Regions from separate parts of the Mus musculus genome. Here region 1 is linked to region 2. The links are chromatin loops, found by intact Hi-C in ENCODE. Cell type or tissue: heart. All regions are shown on one strand. Links, peaks and the distances in the headings refer to the core of each region. The heading gives the core; the rest is flanking DNA. Region 1 has its middle 18 kb from the start of Mmp19. Region 2 holds the start of Gdf11 (growth differentiation factor 11).

Evidence for each region. A loop is a pair of places that touch in the nucleus more often than their neighbours do. Peaks named below come from ENCODE experiments on the same cell type or tissue, not always from the same donor. Only the 100,000 strongest peaks of a DNase experiment are listed, where the experiment ranks them.
Region 1: a loop joins it to region 2, with 4 times the contacts of the local background. A loop is called at or near these places in 8 of 42 quality-filtered maps.

Annotation. Positions count from the first base shown.
Region 1 is chr10:128,768,938-128,777,264 of GRCm38, forward strand. It overlaps the pseudogene Rpsa-ps2. Among named protein-coding and RNA genes, the nearest start is that of Mmp19, 18 kb to the right of the region's middle. In heart, for the core only: CTCF peaks have their summits at 4,138 (motif pointing right) and 4,983 (motif pointing right); no DNase peak of the experiment used is centred there.
Region 2 is chr10:128,888,581-128,896,907 of GRCm38, forward strand. Gdf11 (growth differentiation factor 11) reads right to left here and starts at 3,138. Exons shown (of 3, transcript NM_010272.2): 1 at 2,667-3,138. The coding sequence starts at 3,105. It also overlaps a transcript of Cd63 not described here. In heart, for the core only: a CTCF peak has its summit at 7,072 (motif pointing left); DNase peaks (open chromatin) are centred at 2,791, 3,361, 7,091, 7,551 and 1 weaker place; H3K4me3 peaks cover 5,765 bases; H3K27ac peaks cover 4,537 bases; H3K27me3 peaks cover 2,043 bases.

The DNA of each region.
Region 1 (8,327 bases), core at 50-8,049, 120 kb before region 2:
ACAGAGATCCACCAGCACCTCTCAAGTGCTTAAAGGCACATACCACTTCCCCCTGGCCGACATGAATGAGTTTTTAAGGATTTTTTTTTATGCTTCTATGTCTATGTGAATGAATGTCATCGGAACACAGGTCAGGTGCCTGTGGATTCCAGAAGAGGGTGTAGGGCTCCTTGGAGTTGGAGTTACAGGTAGTTATGAGTTGTCTGAAGTGGGTCCTGGTAACTGAATTTAGGACCTCTGCAAGAACAGTATACTTTTAACCTCCGAATCATTTATGTAGCCCTGATAAAAATCCTTTATTAAAGCCAGCTAGAAGCCGCTGTGGTAGAACACACCTTAATCCCAGTACTCAGGACTCTGAGGCAGACAGGTCTTTAGGAGTTTCAGACCAGCCAGGGCTGAAACTGTCTGAAAACCTTGTCTCAAAGGGGGAAAAAATGAAAAGTAACAGGCATAACTGCTGCTATGTGTTTCAGTTAATTTTCAATTGCCCTGACTGAGATACCATGACCAAGGGGACTTAGAGAAGAGTTAGTTTGGGGTTTCAGAATGTTAAGAGTCCATGATCATCATGGAATGGGAGCATGGTAGCAGGCAGGCTGGCAAAGGCCTGATTAAAGGTTTGTGCCAGGCCCTCAGACTGGGTCTTACTATGTCACCTAAACTGGCATCCTCCTGCATCATCATCCCCCAGTGTTGGGATTATAGGCATGTAATGGCAAGGATAGCATTTGAATAGCGTGACTAACACTGCATGAAAATCTGGCAGTGAAGACTCGGCCTGCATTTGCAGGCAGGTCTCAGGGTGACAAGTATGTGGCCAACATGCTTTCAGTTTTGCAGGGTCTGTTTTCCTCCACAGAAGAACATTTACGTGTAAGGCAGGAGTCTTCAAAACATGGCCCATGAGACTGGTGAATTTAGAGCCTACCATCCTGAAATATGCTACTTTAACATATTGGTTATTTTAAGTTGAAGAATTTAGCTGGTCTTTGCTACATTGTGGGATCTTCTTTTTCCCCACCCTTTATTCTCCCTCCCCCTCCATTTCACCCCATCACTAGATAGGAGATAAAGGAGAGAGGGAAGAGAGAGGGAGGGAGGGGGGGTTGTTTGAATCTAATTTCTGTCTTATTTCTTCTTTGAGTATGATTACTAACAAACCACAACCAACATCCCCGAACGACCAACAACCACCCACCCTACCTTTCATGGTCCCAGCATTTATATATATACCCTCCAAAAAGTTCCCAAAATTCCAAAGGTCACACAATCACAGAAACTATCAACAGCTGGCAAAACCATGCTTCTGCTAGAGCATGAGGCACATCATAATCAGCTGCCGTGACACATCCCCAAATCCCCACACGTCTTAGTCAGGGTTTCTATTAGCTCAACAAACCACTATGTTACCTGGCATCTCCAAAACTGCTGGGGTCCCTTGCTGCAACTGGGCTGCACTTTCATCAGTAGCCTCTCATAGGCTTTTCCCGGTGCCAAGCCTCAGCTTCTCTACATGACCCTTTCAGCCCTGGGCCTCCAACCGCCACTGAGGCTGCATCTTCATCAATGACCTCTCCTGGCCTCTCACAGTGCCAAGCTTCAGCTGCTCTTCATGACCCCTTCATGCTTTCAAAACAAGTACCACCTGGGTAACCCTTATATATTACCAAGTCCAGCTGCCAACGTGAAGTACAACTGTGGCTGCCTCTGGAACACAGCTTCTCTGTGCTCCCAAGAAACACTTCCCAGAAGATTTCACCTCAGTGATGCCGGTCTCTTATTAATTGTCCCAGTAAAACAAAGGTTTCTCTTTAGTAGTTCTGGTACTGTGTTAATCACAGCTGATTCTTCAGCCCCAGCTAACCAGAACCATAGAATATTTGCAATCAAAATAGAAATGGCTCTGAGAGAGCCTTCAGTCTTCCCTCTGAAATGCCACAAGCCAGGCATCCATTTTCTGCACAGCTCTCAAAATTCTTATCTTCCAAGCTCCTACAGAACATTGCCGCCATGGTCATAACACTCAATGGCTTTTCTAGCCCAAAGTTCCAAAGTCCTTCCACAAATCCTCCCCAAAACATGGTCAGGTCTGTATACAGCAAAGCCCCACTAAACTGGTACCAGTTTGTCTTAGGATGTCTATTGCTGCGACAAAACACCATGACCAAAAAGCAAGTTGGGGAGGAAAGGGTTGATTTGGCTTACACTTGGAAATCATAGTCCATAATTGTAGGAAGTCAGGACAGGAACTCAAGTAGGGCTGGAACCTCGAGGCAGGAATTGATGCAGAGGCCACGGAGGGTGCTGCTTACTGGCTTGCTTTCCAAGTCTTGCTCAGCCTGCTTTCTTATACAACTCAGGACCACCAGCCAAGGAATGGTACAACCTACAACATGCCAGGCCTTCCCCTATTGATCAGTAATTGAGAAATGCCCTACAGCTGGACCTCATGGAGGCATTTCCTCAACTGAGGCTCCTTCCTCTGTGATGATTCTAGCTTGTGTCAAGTTGACACATAAAACCAGCCAGTACACCACACGTAGGATTAAAACAAAAACACATCTTTATAATATTTCTGTGCTAAAACTCCAGAATTCTCTCTATGGAAGAAAATACAATATTGGTGCTCTTTGTTTCATCTTTCTTCCTGAAAGTAGACCACAAGGCAGACTGCAAAGGTGCCCCCTTACCAGGAGGAAGGGGAGACATTCTTACCAGAGATGGGGAACTGAGGCTGAGAGAACTCTAACACAAACAAACCCTGTGAGCTAGGTATGGTGGCACAAGCCTGTACTCCCAGCAGCACTTGGGAGATGGATCTTGGAGGATCGGGAGTTCAAGTCATCCTTGGTCAAAAGGTAAGTTTGAGACCAGATTGGGTGGTGTGAGACTCAAAATAAAATAAAATAAAATAAAATAACATAAAATAACATAAAATAACATAAAATAACATAAAATAAAATAAAACAAAACAAAAATCAACCCCAAAAGGAAAGTTCCTCTCTCCACATTTCCACAGCTGCCCAATCTCTCCTCTTATCACATTTTTAAAAAGATTTATTTATTTTATGTATATGAGTACACACTTTAGTTGTACAGATGGTTGTGAGCCTTCATGTGATTGTTGGGAATTGAACTTAGGACCTCTGCTTGCTCTAGTCAATCCCACTTGCTCCGGCCAAAGATTTATTTATTAGTATAAGTTCACTGTAGCTGTCTTCAAACGCACCAGAAGAGGGTATCAGATCTTATTATGGGTGGTTGTGAGCCACCATGTGGCTGCTGGGATTTGAACTCAGTACCTTTGGAAGAGCAGTCGGTGCTCTGACCCACTAAACCATCTCACCAGCCCCTCTTGTCACATTTTTGTAGTTGATTTAACCTAGGGTATAAGCTCTCAGCCCTCGCTGCTACTTTGTATTGTCATCACCCTCCTGAAGGTACTCCCTGCACACATAAAAATAACCCAACACAACTTGTGTGCTTTCATCTGCTATTCTAATACTAACTTGATTTTCAGACCCAGTCAGAGTGTGAGAGAGTTAATTGCTCTCCCTTGCTTTATGGCTGTAATAAAAACTCTGACCACAACTAACTTATAGAAAGTGTATTTTTTTTTCCATTTGGTCTAAAGCCGATGAAGCAAAGCCAAGGTAGGAACTTAAGGCCACAGGGGTTTTGGGCTTGGTGGTCCACGCCTTCATCACAGCACTTGGGAGGCAGAGGAAGAAGCATTTCTGTGAGTTCAAATTCAGCTTTGTTTATGGAGTGAGTCCCAGGCCATCCAGAACTACATAAGGAGATCCCAGTCTCTAACAAACAAACAACTCCAGAACCCCACCACCAACAGCAGCAAGGACAGGATTGCTCACTGACTGTTCCCTGCTTCTGTTCAGCTAGCTTTCTTATGCAACCTAGGACCACCTATGACAGTGGTTCTCACCCTTCCTAATGCTGTGACCCTTTAATACGGCCCCTCATGTGGTGGTGATCCCCAACCATAAAATTATTTTGTTGCTACTTCATAACTGTAATTTTGCTACTGTCATGAAGTATAATGTAAATCTCTGTGTCTTTAAAAAATGATCTATTTATATATTTTATGTTGTCAGTGCTCTATCTGCATGTACACCTGCATGCCAGAAGAGGGCATCAGAACTTATTAGAGATGGTTGTGAGCCACCATGGAATTGAACTTAGGACTTCTAGAAGAGCAGCCACTCTTAGCCACTGAGCCATCTCTCCAACTTCTTATATCTGTGTTTTCCAATGGTCTTAGGTGACCCCTGTGAAAGGTTCTTTCAACTCCCAAGGGGTCGTGACCCACAGATTGAGAACAAATAGCCTAGGACCCTCTCCACTTATCTCAGAAAAAAACGCCCCACAAACACACCCACAGGCTAATCTGAGGCAAGCAGTCCTTCAACTGAGTCCCTCTTCCCATCCATGACCAAGAATATCCATCATACTGGTAAAGGAGAAATTTATTTCCCCCACAAAATCAGTTGAGGAAGTCACAACTAGTATGTCATTGCCGAGAAGTTTCTCGTCTTGCCTTGTGTGTAGCTGCCTTCTTATGTAGAGTCACACACATGGCTTTTCCTGAGCTTATCATCCTGGAAAGAATCCCCTTTGATTAGGGCACAAATCTTATTAAAGGTTCCCTATCTCATGACCTCATTTAAATCTAATTAGTGCCTTAAGGTCTTGCTTCCAAATGCCATCACAGTAAGATTATAATTCAGCCCATATGTCCGTGTGTGTGTGTGTGTGTGAGAGAGAGAGAGAGAGAGAGAGAGAGAGAGAGAGAGAGAGAGAGAGAGTTGCTTTTCTTTGCTCATGGTGTGTCATCCCCCCCACCCCCCTTATGCAGGTAACAAAGGTTAGGAATTTGGAAGTGAGCTGTTTTAGGACTGGTCGTTTTGGCATTAGCTTGTATTGGGGTTTGCTGCCCACTAGGTGGTACCGAGAGGCCAAGTGGTATGGAAATTTTCCTCAACCTGCTTGTTTTCAAAGCAGCAGATAGGTTTGTTTTTTTCCTGTACAGAAACTTTCTAAAACCTATGTTTGTTCGTGTGTATGTGTGTGTGCACGGGTGTGCAAATGTCACTGAGAGGACATCCTGTGGAATCAGTTCTCTCTTTTCTGCCAGTCCAGAGGATTGAACGCAGGTCGTCCAGCTTGGCCAAAAGCACCTTTACTGGCTGCCAGATCTGGCCAGCCCTCTCTTTGGGTTTTCTGAGGTGGGATCTCATGTAGCTCAGGCTGTCGTAAAAAATTTCACTGTATAACTGAGGATGGCCCTAAGCTACTGATCCTCTTGTATGCCTTGATTATAAGTAGACTCAGTACACTGGGTAATCGTTTTTTATTTAGTCTCCCAAGTACTTAAGGAAATGGTATCTACACCTTTCATATGTCTTCAAAATTAACCCAAGTACACATATCAAGAATAGAGAATCTGTTATTAAGAGTGTAGTAGTGTTGCTGGGAGGTGGTGACACAGGCCTTTAATCCCAGGACTCTGGAGACAAAGGGAGGTGATCTCAGGTCCAGACTAGCCAGGGTGACATGGTTAACACTTTCTCTCTCAAAGAGAGAGTGGTGGGGACTGGGGCTGGGGATATGGTCAGTTGCTACACTAAAGAACTTTGAAATAGTCTTTTATTTATTTCTTTTTTTGAAAAGAGTCCTTTTTTTCTCTTCCTGGGTTTTATTTTTTTTTTTAATTTTGATTTTTTTTTTTCCAAGATGGGGTTTCTCTGTGTAGCTCTGGCTGTCCTGGAACTCACTCTGTAGACCAGGCTGGCTTTGAACTTAGAAGTCCACCTGCCTCTGCCTCCCAAGTGCTGGGATTAAAGGCATACGCCACCACACCCCACTTTTTTTTTTTTTTAATTTTGAAACAAGGTCTCCCTATGTAGTCCTGGTTGGCTCAGAACTTGCTGTCTTGGAACAGGAGAGATCCACCTGCCTTTGCCTCCCAAGTACTGGATTAAAGGTGTGTACCACTATGCCTGGCTCCCATATGCAATTTTTTAAAAAAAGAATTATCTATTATATGTATGAAGACACTGTAGCTGTCTTCAGACACACCAGAGGAGGGCATCAGACCACAGATGGATTTGAGCTACCATGTGGTTGTTGGGAATTGAATTCAGGACTCTGAAAAAGTAGTCAGAGCTCTCAATTCCTGAGCTATCTGTCAAGCCCCCCAACTGTTATTTTTAAGGAGTAGAAAGGTAGACAGGTGGCAGTAGCCTTTAATCCCAGCATTCAGGAGGCAGAGGCTGGCAAATCTTTTGAGTTTGAGGCCAGCCTGGTCTTCAGAGTGAGTTCCAGGACAGCCAGGGCTACACAGAGAAACTGTCTTAAAAACCAAAACCAAAACAAAACCGAAACAAAACAAATGAACATAGGAAAAACAAAAAAGAGGAGGAGGAGGAAGAAGAGGAGGGAGAAGAGAAGTAAGGAAGAGAAGGAGAGAGGGAGAGAGGGAAAGAGAGGGGAAGAGAGAGAGAGAGGGAGAGAGAAAGAGGGAGAGAGAGAGAGAGAGAGAGAGAGAGAGAGAGAGAGAGAGAGAGAGACTGTAACTGGGAACAAAGTTGACTTCTGAAACCTCAAACCCTAGTTATTCACCTACGTCAAGGTCACGCCTCCTAGTCCTTCCCAAGCAGTTCTAACTACTAGGGAACAAGCATTGAAACACATGAGTCTGTGAGGCCATTCTCAAACTATCACACATAGGAACACTGAGATTATAGACTTGCTCTCTGGGTTCTGGGGATCAGAATGCTGGTCCTCCAGATGGTGTGGCATGCACTTTTACCCATGGAGTCATTCCCCCAGCTTCTAGGATAAAACCTCATTATGTAGCCCAAGCTGATCTTGAACTTGATATCCTGCTATCTCAGCCCATGCCACCGTGGCTGACTATGCACTTCTTCTTCTTTACTCTCTTTTCACCACTGGCCACCCTTGTCAGCTTCATAGCAGAAGGTCAGGACCCTCACAGATCAGTTCCTTCTGATCTTAATGACCACTATTCTTTATGCCATGGCTAGTGATTGACTAGAAATTCTTCACCCATTCCAACACTTAGTTTCTAAAGCTCTCTGAATTTTTTTCTCATGTACCTCTAATCTGCTGACCGATGACTTTTGTTTTGAAAGTGGATGGGGGCGAGTTAAGAATACGTGTACTCTTTCAGAAGACCCAGGTTCAACTCCCAGGATTCATATGGTGGTTTATGACCATTCATGACTCAGTGCCAGGGAATCTGACACCCTCTTCTGACCTCTGTGGGCACTGGGCACATATGTGGTACACATATACATTAAATAAAATAAATATTTTTTTTCAGCTTTTAGCAACTTTATTTTCCTTCCATCTTTTTTCCCTTTGCTCAGGCACCTGCACAGCAGCGCAGGACCACTCAGTGGTGGCTCCAACCCACTCAGTGGCCTGCGCTGTGGGAGCTGCTGACCAATCCTCAGTGGCTGGCTGTGTACTCCAGTCTTCTGTGGGGAACTGCTGGATGGGCACAGAGGGAACCTGCACACCCTCAGACTAGTCGGCCACCTCAGGCTGAGCAGCAGTGAACTCAGGAGCTGGTGCGGTCCATTCACCCTGGAATTCCTCCTTGGTCACAGCCTTCTCAGCAGCAGCCTGCTCCTCCTTCTCAATCTCCTCTGGGTCTCTGTAGAAGTAAAGATCAGGCATGACCTCCCAGGGGTGCTCACGGGAGATAGTACCTCGCATGCGGAGTACTTCCCTGGCCAGCATCCACCACATCAGACCCACTGAGTGAGCTCCCTTGTTGTTGCATGGGATGGCAATGTCCACATAGCACAGGGGAGAATCTGTTACACAGAGCAATGGTGGGCAGATTGACATAAGAGGCCTCTGTGAGTGGCTGATGGTCAGCCCTGGGATCGGTCACCACTAGAAGCCGTGGCTCCCTGAAGGCTGCTTGGATCTGGTTAGTGAAGGTCCCAGGTGTGAAGCGGCCAGCGATCGGAGTGTCTCCTGTGGCAGCAGCAAACTTCAGCACAGCTCGCTGGCCAGTGTTCCTGGAGGAGATGACGCTGACATCAGCAGGGTTCTCGATGGCAACAATAGCTCGAGCTGCGAGCAACAGCTTCTCCCAGGTCCTCTTCAGGTTTATGATGTAGATACCGTCACTTTTCCTTTTGTAGATGTACTGCTCCATCTGAAAGTCAAGGTTGGTGCCACCTAAGTGGGTTCCCGCAGCAAGGAATTTGAGGACATCCTCCTCCTTCATCTGCAGGATGTCAAGGGCTCCGGACATTGTGTAAGTTTCC
Region 2 (8,327 bases), core at 55-8,054:
AGTCATGTTTCTAGGGGACAAGATGTAAGGAAAGGAAGAGGTTGAAGATGATAAGATAAGAATGAAGAGACAGAATGAAGACAGGTTAGACCAAGACCAGCAGAGGAACGGAACAAGTAGATCACAGTAATGGGAGCAAATGTTTGGGAAATGGAAACACTGGGTAGACTGGACTGGAGTGGGTAAGGTAAGAGGGCAAAGGTGGGACCCTCGTGGGGTAAAGAAGAGATGGAAAGGTGCAGAAGAAGGAACAAAGAAGCAGGTAAAGCTATGGAGCTCTGGTGGGGAGGGGAAGGGGCCACATCTGTGTTGGATTGATTTGGTTGGTGGCAGGCAGCAGGTCAGGTTTAGGAGGCGGTGCTGGTGGGGGAGAGAGGTCACTGCACTATTTTCAGCAAAGGCCCAACCCCCTCTCTGCCTACAGCCTCCACCCCACCACACACCCTCTCCCAACTCAGGCTGGATGGCCCAGGGGCAGGAGGTTGGGCGAGAGGGCAGGGGCCTCTTAGCGTGCACAGGAGAGACAAACTGAGGGGCAGGGCTTGGCTCCTAGAAGAGCAGGGGGCTGGGTTCCCAGGGATGAAGGCTGGGGTGGGAGAGTGAGAGGGTAGAGGGAACTAGGGCAGGCCGAACAGCCTAGGAAAGGTGGGGGCTGGGGTCCGGGGTTGGCTGGGGGAGGGGAGGCAGGGGGAGGGGAGCAGAGGCCATCTCTGCTGACAAACACCTCCCCCGATTAGCAGAGCACAAGTCTCTTATTAAAGCGGGTCCCTGGGGATTAGACTATAAAAGTCTCTTTTTCCTTTTCCCCCCTCTCCTCTCTCCCTCCCCTCCCCTCTACTCCCCCTCCCTCTCTTAAGGTCGCAGCTAGACTCTTAAAGGGGAAGTACAATACCTGGTTTGAAACCCAGTTCCTGGGTTACCTAAGTCCTGGAGTGGCACTAAAATGGAAGTCAGGGTGAGACCCAACTTCATCTACTGGTACAATCCCACCCCCAGGCTTAATGGCTACTGCCCAATTTGTGCATTCAGAGTCCCTTCACTTCCTGCTGCTCTCCACTACCAGAGTTAATTCTGGACTCAAGCCTTCTGGTTACAGGAGGCTAGGGATAGTGAAGGCAATGGGAAGCCTGCAGCTGGGTCACTCACCCTGGAAATACACACTTTACATCACACAGAGCAGAGTATCTTTTCTCTATATATCCTGCATCTTCCAGAAAATTTTGTCATTCATTATTTCCCTACAACTGTTTTCTAGAATCTTTTCCCTATCCCTGCCCTTAGTCAATCAAAGACTGACCCTGGTTTCCAAAAGTAGAAGCAATAAGAACAAGGGAGCCTGAGAACCCAAGATCAGATCTCTGTGCACACACACACACACACACACACACACACACACTCACACACATACACATACACATACACACGAGAGAGAGAGAGAGAGAGAGAGAGAGAGAGAGAGAGAGAGAGAGAGAGAGAGAGAGAGAGAGAGAGTTTCCTGACTCTGAGTTTTCTTTACAATCCTAACCAAGTTGGAGTTGAATTCTGCAGAAACTGGGTGGCAAGTGCCAGGCTCTCAACCTTCCAAATGCACACCTGGGTTCCTGTACCTCTACCATGGGGGTGGGCCACTAGGATTTCCCGCAACCCCCAGCTTTTTATGACCCATCTGCCAATAAACCAGCCCCCCCTTCTGTTCAGAGCCATAAAACCAAAGGAGGGGGGGCTTGCCAAACCACTAGGGAATAGAGAAAGCCTGGTTCCCTGGAGTTGGGGGGGGGGGGGACTACAGTCAGTGGGGGAGGGGAAAGGGAGTCACCTGACCCTAGGGAGAGAAGGCAGTGGGGGCGGTAGTATTGGCCTGGATTTTCCAGGCCATAAAATTTCAAAGCCGCTCCTGTCTATCAGAGTGTTCATCCTCCGTTTGGCCAGGGGCTCGGATGCCTGGGTTCTCCCATCCCCCTCATCTAGTTCTTTCTCCCTGGGTCTTCTTTGGCTCCAGCTGTGGGTAGGACAGGGAGTGAGCACGCTAAGATGAGAGTAACCAAATGATACTCGTTAAGTGGCAAGCGCAGTGGAGTTGAGTTATTTGAGCTCTTTCGGTACCAGGAAGGAACAGCTCTTCTAGGTCCTAGGGGATACCCAGTGCGAGATCAGGTGCAGAAAGGAGAGGTGTCAGCTGAGTTGCTGAGACGTACACCGGGTTTGGGTCCTATGCCATGGCCTTAGAGGAACACTTAGTTTTTCCGAAAGCCGGTGGGCGCCTTCCGGAGCACCGGGCAAGGAGTTGATGCTGGTGCCAGAGCAGTGGGAAGATGGCACTGCGGCCCAGCTGAGACTGCACGGGTCACGGAAGCTCCCCACCTAACGCTCCAGAAAAGTCACTGTAGGGTGCCAGTTTCTAGGACTACTTCAACTTGAATCTTTTTCTCACAAGGGATGGAAAGCAATAGCTCACAACCTGCCTGGTTTGGCCCCCCTCCCCCAACGCGCCATCCTCCACCCCCCCACCCTAGAACGGGGCGTGCACTCAACTCCGCTGCCCATCTTCTCCGCTCAAAAAGTTGTGTGGAGTGGCCCGGCTCCCCAATCCGTCAAGTTTTCGCAGAAAGGGCTTCCGGGTCCTTCCCGGACTGCACCGCACCGCGCGCACCCCGCAGCCCACTTACTCTCCTGGGCCATGCTTATGACCGTCTCGGTGGTAGCGTGGTACTCGTCCTCTTCCAAGAAGTCCTCAGGCTGCAGCGCGTCGCCTTGGAAGTCGTGCAGATCCAGGATCTGCTGCAGCGGCGGCGCCTTGGGCAGCAGCTGCTTCACTACCTCCCGGCTGATGTTGGGCGCCTCCTTGAGCCGCAGTTTGCTCAGGATCTGCGACTTGATGCTCTCTAGGCGCAGCTCGCGGCTGTGCTGCCGCCACACGCACACGGGGCAGCCGTCCGGCTCCGGCGGAGCGGACGGGGCCGGCCGGCTCGAGCGCTCCCCCCCGACCCCGGCCGCCGCCGCCGCTGCCGCCGCCGCCGCCGCGGGGCCCTCGGCCGCCTCCCCCCGGGGCCGCAGCTCCAGGGCGAGGAGCAGGAAGCCCAGCAGCAGCGGGGCCGCGAGCACCATGCTGCAGGGGAGGGGAGGACTGGGGGGCGGGGACGCCGGAGTCCCGCGGGGAGGGGGCGGAGGGAAGAGGGAGGAGGAGGGGGTCCGGGCGGCGCGGGATTGGGGGCTGCCCGGCCGAGGGGGGGCCGGGGGCCGGGGGCGGCGGGCGCACGGGCGGGGCGGGCGGGCGGCCGGGGCGGGCAGCTGGGGGGGCCCAAGCCCGGGCCGGGCCCTTTATAGCCCCGGCCCCCGTGTCGTCAGCGGCCGCGATTGGCTGCGGAGCCAACAAAAGAGGTAGCGCTGTCATCCGAGGCGAGAGAGGGAGCCGGAGAGAACCGAGGAAAAGAGAGAGAGAGAGAGAGAGAGAGAGAGAGAGAGAGAGAGAGAGAACACGAGCGAGCACGGGTCCAGAGAAAGATGAAGAGACCGAAAGATGAGGGGGAGGGGGGGAGAGGCCGTGAGGGACCGAGTCAGAGAGATCGGGGACAGACGGAGCGGTGGGTAGGGGTTGGGGGTGGGGGAAGAGGCAGATCCAAAGATACCCAGATAGGAAGGGAAGAGGGAGAGACAAAAGAGAGAAAAGAAGTCACAGAAGGGAGAGACTTAGCTAGAGAGCAAGAGCGAAGACTGAAGACGACCAGAAAAACTAGTGGGACAGTTAAGAGTGGAGAGAGTCAAAGACAAAGGTAGAGCGCAAAGAGGGGTGGCTAACCGAATTCTACGGAGTCGAACAGGAGAGAGCAGGAGAGGTGGGCAAGAGAACGGATGGGTCAGAGGGAGCTGATGGTACCCTGCGCAAGAGGGAGAGGCAGAGACAGGGGATACCTTGGAGGTAGCAACCCCTGAGGAGGCAGGTGCAGAGAAAAGACCAGGGGAGGAAGTAACACACACAAGTCAGCCTTGGTTGGAGCGCAAAGAGACACCCAAGGGGAAGAGGTGGAGATGTGAAGAATAGCCTCAGCTACCAGAGGTAGCCCAGGATGTTTAAAGAACCCATAAAATGGAACATCAGGCTGATTTATCACAGGGATGAAGGCGGTCAGGAGAGGAAGAGGCCAGGGACAAGCTGAGAAGTTGACAAGTACTGAGCCCGGAAGAAAACTATCTAGGAGGCCTGTGATCTTGAGATTGAGGTTTAATAGAACAAAGAGAGTGATCGTGATCGGGCTGGAAAGGGTGGGAGCCATGAGGGGAAGAGCCAGATGAGGGATGAGGTAGGGCTTGAAAGTGGTGCTTGGCGAGGAATCTGGACCCTCTCTCTGGGTTCCTAGCTACGTCTTTGTGTTTGTAAGGTCTTACATGTCTGAGAAAGCTTGAAGTTTTAGGCGTAAGGGTAAGAGCAGGGTCTATACTCAGATGTCTAATGTGGAGATAGCAAACCCCAAGGGGAGCCACTCTGGAATGGGACCAGCCATGGTCTTCAGGTGTGGTCCTAAGCGCAGCCAGACAGCTCAGTACACGAGGAAGACAGTGTACAGGTGTGCTCAGCCACTACTGCTGGTTCCCTCTTCCCAGGTCTCTGTTTCTCTTTTTCCCCCTCTTCCCCTCCCCTAAACCCTTTCTTCTCCTTTTCCTCTATCCTCTGAGACAGAGTCTCAGATGCATCCCAGGCTGGCCTCAAACTCAGTTATCCTCCTGCCTCAGCCTCCAGAGAGCTCTCTGTATAAGCATGCCTTGACCCATGTCTCTGAAGATCCCTTGGCAAACTGAAAATGTTAGGGGGTTGAGATTTGCTCTTCCAGTGTCTCGCGCAGTGTTCACTGAACAAAATGTATAAATGTCAGTAGGAAGGCCCTGTCTCAAAAAAATATATAGATAAATGTAAAATGTATAGACCTCACTATTGGGATTCTTGGACCAAGTAGAAGGTTTTTGGTTTCCTCTCTGGAATTAAACCCTAATTAAAATATATATATATATATGTTAAAGTTAGTTAGGCATAAACAAAAGAACAGAATTGGGTTTGGGAGCTGGAGTGGAATGAGGGTAACTATTGGGGTTCAGCTGTGAGGGAGAAGCAGGGTAGGTGAGAAGCTCTGAATACATGACCTATTCCTATTTAGAACAGGGACTTAGGGATGGAGAGATGGCTCAGCAGTTAAGAGCACTGACTGCTCTTCCAGAGGTCCTGAGTTCAAATCCCAGCAACTACATGGTGACTTACAACCATCTGTAAAGAGATCTGATGCCCTCTTCTGGTGTGTCTGAAGACAGCTACAGTGTACTTATATATAATAAACATAATAAATATTAAAAAAGAAAAAAGAAGAAGAACAGGGACTGAATGGAACACAATCCAGAAACTTCTCATTACTCCCTTGCTTTGGACCAAAACATGGGAGTGTCGATAACTTACCAAGTTTTTCTCTCCCTCTCTCTGTGTTCTCTTCCCTGTACCTTGAATTGGGTGTGGGGTGAGGTAGAACCAAGGGGCTGTGCATACAAAGCAAGAACTCTTCCACTGAGCAATCATCAAGTTTCTTTATCTATAAATGGAGACCATAATTTCTACCTTCAACTAGTTGTGAGGATTACCTCGGAGCCGGCCAAGAGTGTCAGGGAGTCAGGGCTTCTTCTTCAGGATCCTCTTTTGTCCCTTTCTGATCCCTCAGAGCCCTGATTGTTCTTACCGCATACTCTGCTGCGTTCCCATTTTTCAAACCTATTACTTTGATGTTATTTTCTTCAGGAAACAAACCAAACAAAAACAAACAAAAAATTGCAAACCAGCCAAGTGTAGTGGAGCATGCTTTTAATCCAGGAGGCAGAGGCTAGCCTGGTCTACACAAAGAGTTCCAGGCTAGCCAGGGTGATCTAGTGGGACCCTGTCTCTGAAAACACAAACACTTTGAGAGCAGAAATGGTGCTGCCCCTTTCTGCTTCTTTAGAGAATGGACAACTTACATTCACTTCCTCCTCAAACTTGTATCGAGTGGAAGGTCAAAGACGAGAGAAGCAAACAGTAGGTGCATAATACCTGCTAACGCTCCAGTCCAGGGGACCCGAGGCTCCTCAAACATCACAGACCAAGTACAGAAGCTCTCTCTGCTCAGATGTGCCCTATCCTGCAGGCTTCACTTGATGAATGGCAGTATGTACACAGACTACGTACCTGGATGTAGCACTCCAATCTTGTTTTATCATCCAAGTGTTCTCCTTGGACCCACTTCTCAGCTGGAGCTGGAGTTCAGGAGCTGAGTGTGATGCCCAAGCTTAATTCCTAGCATCCAACTTCCAGTCTCCAAATCTCTTGGCCAAATTTGTACTTTTACTAGGTCTCGGTGTAGAGGAAATTTTTAGATAAATCATTCAGGAATCCCCTTTCTTACTGTAGCTTCTCTAATAGATCTAGGATGCCTGTATGCCAAGTCCCAGCAACCTTCCTTTCTGGCTGTATGAACTTGAACAAGGTGTGTGTGTGTGTGTGTGTGTGTGTGTGTGTGTGTGTGCATGCCAGGCGGGAGTGGGGGTTAGGAGAATGCACAAAAGGATCAGATAATTTTATGGAGTAAGTTTTCTCTTTCTACCATGTGCTGGGTCTCCAGGATCAAACACTCAGGTCATCAGGTGTGATGGCAAGTACCTTTATCTGCTGAGCCGCCTTGCCAGCCCAGCTTATTAAAGCCCCTTACACCTTAGAATCCACAGCTATTTTTGAAGCATGAGGTCTGACAAAGCACTCTAATAGTATCAGTCAGCCTTCGTCACCTCTTACTGTGCTTGCAACCTCACACTGGGACACCCAACAGCAGAACCCTTTTCACGAATGTATTTCTTAGCAGCCTTAACTAAAGGTTGAATGACCCTCAGTGAGTGAACCTAGGTGGTGGTGGCGGTGAAGAAAATTGTGTAATTTTGTCCACAAGGGGTTGTTATAGGCCAAATACCAGGAAAGCACTCAACAATTTGCTCGACAGATTTCCACTCCCTGGCTTTATCGCTAGGACTAGTAATTCATTAAGTGGACAAGACTGCCCTCTGGTGGAATAACATGAAACGTCAGACCAGTGGTTTTGATACTTGCCCTTCAGACTTTTCAAGTCAGGAGTACCTTTCCCCAACCTCGAACCCGAGTACCGTAGGCAAACGCTGTACTGGTGAACAACATCTTCAGGCGAAGTTTTGAAAAAGAGTAAGCTTTGTCTCTTCCTCAACCCCTCCTAGAGTCACTTCTTTCCTTGACTTCTCTCAGGTTTGGTCCCTTATGATTCCTCTAAGACGCATAAAGTAATTCCTAGCTTTCCGTCTGCCCCAGACCTAGTCGTGAGAAGGGGGCGCTAGTTGCTTTATAGGACAGGAGTTGGAAGAAAGCAGAACATTAAGACTTTTGCTTGCTGGGGTGATAGCGCAAGTCTGTAAGCCGAAGTGTCAAGAGAGAGTGTGAGGCAGATCATTGCTATAAGTCAAGGTCAGCCCGGGCTACCTAGAGAGACCCTGTCACCCGCCAACCAAACAGCCCACGCACCCACCCTTTGCTTATACCGGTATGTGCCAACCCTGGCTTGGATCCCAGCTCACTGCCCTGGTCTCCCTGGTAACTGCCTTCCAGCTAGGGGTGCCCCTCTCCTAGGTTACCAGAGCGACCTCCATACCCGCCTCCTTCCAGGTCCTGACTGGTTCATAGCAAATGTGGGTAAGGGTCTTGAGGCTGGTATTTAGGTTTGAAGGTTGTGAGCTACGGGTGAAAAGGAAGCAAGTATCTAGGGGAGGGAGCCGGTAGAGGGATGGAAGTGCGTTCTCCGGTATGCGGTCTGTTAACAGCCTTAGAAGCAAGAACTGCTCCTGAGGAGTCTGTTGCCAGTGTTCGAGGCCAAGGCTCAAGGGTGCTGTTACGGGGGTGGAGAGTGGGATGGAGTGGGGGTGGGGTATGAGGAATACACTGCTTCCCTGATCTGCGGCACCCCTTCCTGCCCTGTACATTAGAGCTGGGCTTTTGGAGAAAGCTACTTTTCTTGCCTCCTTTGAGAGAATTTCCCCATTCTTCCCACACAAGTGCCCCCCCAGACCTGACCCCGTTTAGCTTCTAAGATTAGGCGAGGTCAGGTTGCAGTGGTACACAGTATTCCCTAATCCTATCTCCATTTTCCCCCCAAAAGCCTTATCTCTGGGGCTAATGGCTTTATTCTTCCATACTTGGGGGCTTCCTTGGGGTGGGTGAGGAGGGTGAAATGGTTGAATTGTAGGAGCAGGGGGTGGGGGGAGAGGACCTCCCTGGAGGCTTACCTCCCTACTCTCTTCCCTTC